Regions from separate parts of the Homo sapiens genome. Here region 1 is linked to region 2. Evidence: read pairs that join two places in POLR2A ChIA-PET (ENCODE). Cell type or tissue: IMR-90. All regions are shown on one strand. Region 1 overlaps PSIP1 (PC4 and SRSF1 interacting protein 1). Region 2 has its middle 49 kb from the start of SNAPC3.

Region 1 (2,500 bases), 130 kb before region 2:
TTTTCAAAAATTGCAGCTGAATGTTGACGTATGTTACTGCCAAGTGCATGGGATCACTCAGGAGGCTACCGTTAATTTCCCGAAGAATGTTCCTATGTACCTATAATTTAATGGCCTTAGAAATACTATATAATCTGGTTGATTTTGGACTTGAAGTTTGGTGTCTGTCATAATTTTGGTAGTCTTGTTTACCTGGGATGAGGAGAAACAAAACTATTGCTATTCTGATTAGAATTATGTATTCCTAAGAGTGGCTGCAATGGCAATATTTGGTTTAAAGTTGCTTAGCTACTGTATAAACTTTCACACAATGTCTTTAATAGCTCTATTGAGATGGAATTTACATACAAAGAAGTTCACCTGCTTAAAGTGATTTTCAATAGATTTTAGTATATTTAGTAGATTTTAGTATATTGACTATCATAACCTTTTGATGATCACTTTCCCCTCTCCAACCGTAAACAACCACTAGTCTACTGTCTGTATAGACTTACCAGTTCTGGACATTTTATTTGAATGGTGTCATACAATATTTCATAATAAGTTTTTAAAAAAATACAACTTTGGATCCAGAATTGGTTTGGCCTTCATCATAATTAGAGTTAGGTTCAAGTGTATTCTATATATAACAATATAATTTTTAAGAAGTGATAAGTTTCTGATTCCATGGGATACTTTAAAGAAACTCTTCAGTAAATTTAATAGAGGACAAAAGTATCTTTTAATGGAAAATGGTGCAGTGTATATTAGAGTAGGGCTTTTCAAAGTGTGTTGTCAGGTCTAGCACCATTAGCATCTCTTGCGAACTTTAATTAAAATGTAAGTTCTTGGCTGGGTGTGGTGGCTGACACCTGTAATCCCAACACTTTGGGAGGCCAAGGCGGGAGGGTCACTTGAGTTCAGGAGTTGGAGACCAGCCTGCAACATGGTGAAACTGTGTCTCTACAAAAAATACAAAAATTAGCCGTTTGTGGTGGCACACACATGTGGTCCCAGCTACTCCAGAGGCTGAGGTGGAACCGTCACCTGAGCCGGGGAGGCAAAGGTTGCAGTGAGCCAAGATCTCACCACTGCAGACCTCATCTCAAAAAAAAAAAAAAAAAAAAAGTTCTTAGGCCTTATTCTAGACCTACTGAATAAAGCTGTGAGTGTGGAGCCAAAGACCTGTTTTAACAAGCCTTCCAGATGATTCTGATTTACGTTGAAGTTTGGAAATACTGTAGTAATGTGAGTGGACATTCCTTAGCATTTTTCAGTTTTATAAGCTTAAAAGTCTTTAATTCTGATTTTTGTCTGAAATGGAACAGGTTTTTTCTTTTTTTTTTTTTTGAGACCGAGTCTAGCTCTGTTGCCCAGGCTGGAGTGCAGTGGCATGATCTCCGCTCACTGCATGCTCCGCCTCCTGGGTTCACGCCATTCTCCTGCCTCAGCCTCCCGAGTAGCTGGGACTACAGGTGCCTGCCACCACGCCAGGCTAATTTTTTGTATTTTTAGTAGAGATGGGGTTTCACCGTGTTAGCCAGGATGGTCTCGATCTCCTGACCTCGTGATCTGCCCACCTCGGCCTCCTAAAGTGCTGGAATGGAACCGATTTTATACTTCTATATATCCTGATAGTCTTACAGAATACACAGTCCATTCTTACGTTACTATTTTAAATTTAGAAGAGGAATGATTATCCCTTCTCCTGCATTTAAAAGGATTTTCATATATAAATATATGTACACTTTAAACCAAAACAAACTAAACTAAATAACTAAACTGTTGTTTGGTTAATAGGTAATTAGATAGTTAATGAAGACAGTGAATTACTAATATTCAAGAATTTAGGATATATTCAAGGAATTCAAATGAATTTAACTTTAAAGTTAAGCTGACAATACTGAATTTTCATTTCAAAATGCACTTGGTTTTTGCCTTAGTGTTCTTATGATTATACCATTTATCTTTGGAAAAGCAGTGCTGCCCCATATGTATGTTGGTCTGGTGGTGACTTCTTTTGTACTTAAGATTAATTTTTGGGCTGGGCGCGGTGGCTTACGCGTGTAATCCCAGCACTTTGGGAGGCTGAAGCGGGCGGATGACGAGGTCAGGAGTTCAAGACCACTTTGGCCAATATAGTGAAACCCCATCTCTACTGAAAATACAAAAATTAGCCTGGCATGGTAGTGTGCACCTGTAGTCTCAGCTACTTGGGAGGCTGAGGCAGGAGAATTGCTTGAACCCAGGAGGCAGAGGGTGTGGTGAGCCGAGATTGTGCCATTGCACTCCAGCCTGGGCAACAGAGTGAGACTCTGTCTCTAAAAAACAAACAAAAAAATACTAATTTTTGGAAACTAGGTCTCTGATGATCTTTTTTCCCCTCAAAATTTGGGAGGGTAGTTATTTGAAGTTTTTTTTTTTTTGGAGACAGAGTCTCATTCCATGGCCCAGGATGGAACACAGCGGCGATCATAGTTGACTGCATCCTTGAACTCCTGGGCCTAAGTGATCCTCCCAT
Region 2 (2,500 bases):
CCAGGGGATTATGGCCACCTCTGCTGCATCATACAGGTTGCCAGGTAAGTGGGGGAAAGCCAGCAGTGACAGGCCTTACCTAGCTCCCATGCAGCCAGCAGGGCCAGTCTCACTCCCACCATGCTCCCACCAACCGCACTGAGTTTATATCCAAGCAGCCCGCATGCAGGGGTGAGATCTTGCCCCAGGGTACAAGCCTCCCTATTGAGAAAGCAAACAGGGCTCTCAGGCTTCACCCCTTCCCACCTGCCTGCACTGTAGGCTGTGGCTTCTGCGCTTGTATCGGCACTTCCCCATTTGCCCCACCTGATTCTGTTCAGAAAAATTAGTGCTCAGTCAAAATTATTACAAAGTTCAGCTAGGAGCTTTCTTCTCTCTGTGGCTCCTCCCCAGTTCCACTGGCTGTCTTCACTTCCCCAAAGACCTCTGTGAGATAAAGCCAGGAATGGCTTCACTAGGCTTGAGCTGGAGACTGGGAGTGCCTACAGGGATCTTCCCACTGCTTCTTCTGCTTTTATATTTCACTCAGCTCCCTAAATCTGTTTCAGCTGTAGGTAAGGTTAAATCCTTCTCCTGTGACCTGGATTTTCAGTTTCCCCAGTGAAGATGTGTGTTTGGAGGCTTTCTTTTCCTCCTCTCACACTTTGGGAACTCACAGTTTTTTGGCTGTCTTGTGGTGTTTGCAACGGCAAGCCACTTCTTTCAAAGGGTCTTTGAATTCTTTTGGTTTTCCTGGTATGTTCCTGCAGTGGTTCTTGAAGCAAAAGTTCACAATGTGAGTCTCCAGACACTGTTCTGTCTGTCCAAGCAGGAGCTGCATGTTAGTCCTGTCTCCTATCCACGATTTTTCATTAGTTCTAATTTAAGTCTTCTCTTTTTTATTTTTGAGACAGAGTCTTGCTCTGTTGCCAGGCTGGATGTAGTGGCATGATCTTGGCTCACTGCCACCTCCACCTCCTGGGTTCAAGTGATTCTCCTGCCTCAGCCTCCCGAGTAGCTGGGACTACAGGTGTGCGTCACCATGCCCAGCTAGTTTTTGTATTTTTATTAGAGATGTGGTTTCACCATGTTGGCCCGGTTGGTCCCGATCTCCTAACCTCTGGTGATCTGCCCACCTTGGCCTTCCAATGTGCTGGGATTACAGGTGTGAGCTACTGTGCCTGGCCCTAAGTCTTCTTTTAAGCTCTGAGCACTGGATCTCCAAAAAGAGAATTATGAGGCTAGATGATGCTTTTACAGTGCAACTTTTTTTTTTACAAAGACATTTCTCTAAGTGTCTAAACTACATTCTTCCTTATTTTAAACATCAAACAGTAGCCTCTGTTGTAATAACTATTTTAGCTGGAAAAAAATCAGATAACACAATATAGAAGCAAGCAGTTTAAGATCTGAGAGAAAACACATTTGTTTACATTCTTGGGGTTCAACAGGGAAAAAGAGGTTTCTTCCTTAAAAGGAGTTTGGTAACTTCTCTGTTTACTTTAAGGAATCCCAGGATGTTAGACACTATTTTTCTAAAAAAACTTTCTCAGTAAGAACATGGTCATAGGAGAAAAAAATGAAAAACAAAACAAAACAAAAAGGCCTTTTAAATACACACACACACACACACACACACACACACACACACACGATTCTATAGCTTTTACTTCAGAACTCTAGCCATGAGTTATTAATACAAATTCACAGGCTTGCAAAAAGCAAACACACAAAGAAACAAACAAAAAATGGTTGGCTCCAAACAGTGGTTTTTATCTCAGTAGAAAACAGCAGGCCAGGCATAGTGGCTCATGCCTGTAATCCCAGCACTTTGGGAAGCTGAGGTGGGAGGACTGCTTGAGCCTCGGAGTTTAAGACCAGCCTGGGTGACATTGTGAGACCCTATATCAAAATAAATTATTTTAAAATTTTTTTAAAAAGAAAAAAAACAGTGGATTTAAAGAAGGCAGAAAAGAAAATAGAGAAAAAGAGAACTTAGAAACCCTATAATTACATTTCGAACTTTGGGCTCTTTTCCCTTGACGTAAATGTGCAGAAAGACCATAATATGTTCATTTTATACAAACACTTGCAAGGAGTGGCACCATAAAACCAACAGAGCGCCTGAAAGCTGTCATTCTTCTTGTTTTTTCCTCATTCTTAGATTATTTGTTGCCCACTTTTTTTTTCTTGAAAAGGAGGGGCTGAGCTGTGGTCTAGAGTTCAGTGTGGTGGGTTAAGTGTGCTGGTTGTGGGTTGGACTCCACCGTGTCACCACAGAGTTCTTGACGCCCTCTTACATGTCTCAGTTTCTCTCTCCAGAGGTCTAAGCACCTCTGGGAGGGCTCAAAGCACGGAGTGACCAGGTCCTATATGCACTTCCTGGACAAGCCCTTTTTAAACTAATTTTGTTGGGGGTTCCCTGAAGGCCGCCGCATGTCACGGGGGTCAACCCCACAGACATTCCCATGTGGCCCCCTGTCACCCAGGGGTTCTTTTTGGCTGGGAGAAACAAAATGGC

The links. ChIA-PET counts read pairs that join two places held together with the same protein. Peaks named below come from ENCODE experiments on the same cell type or tissue, not always from the same donor. Only the 100,000 strongest peaks of a DNase experiment are listed, where the experiment ranks them.
Region 1: POLR2A ChIA-PET joins it to region 2 with 7 read pairs; 2 of 35 experiments call an interaction of 5 or more read pairs at or near these places.

The regions. Positions count from the first base shown.
Region 1 is chr9:15,503,566-15,506,065 of GRCh38, reverse strand. All of the region lies in intron 3 of PSIP1 (PC4 and SRSF1 interacting protein 1), which reads left to right. Among named protein-coding and RNA genes, the nearest start is that of PSIP1, 6.2 kb to the left of the region's middle. In IMR-90, no CTCF peak of the experiment used is centred here; no DNase peak of the experiment used is centred here.
Region 2 is chr9:15,372,326-15,374,825 of GRCh38, reverse strand. No RefSeq gene overlaps it. Among named protein-coding and RNA genes, the nearest start is that of SNAPC3, 49 kb to the left of the region's middle. In IMR-90, no CTCF peak of the experiment used is centred here; a DNase peak (open chromatin) is centred at 1,445; H3K27ac peaks cover 2,045 bases.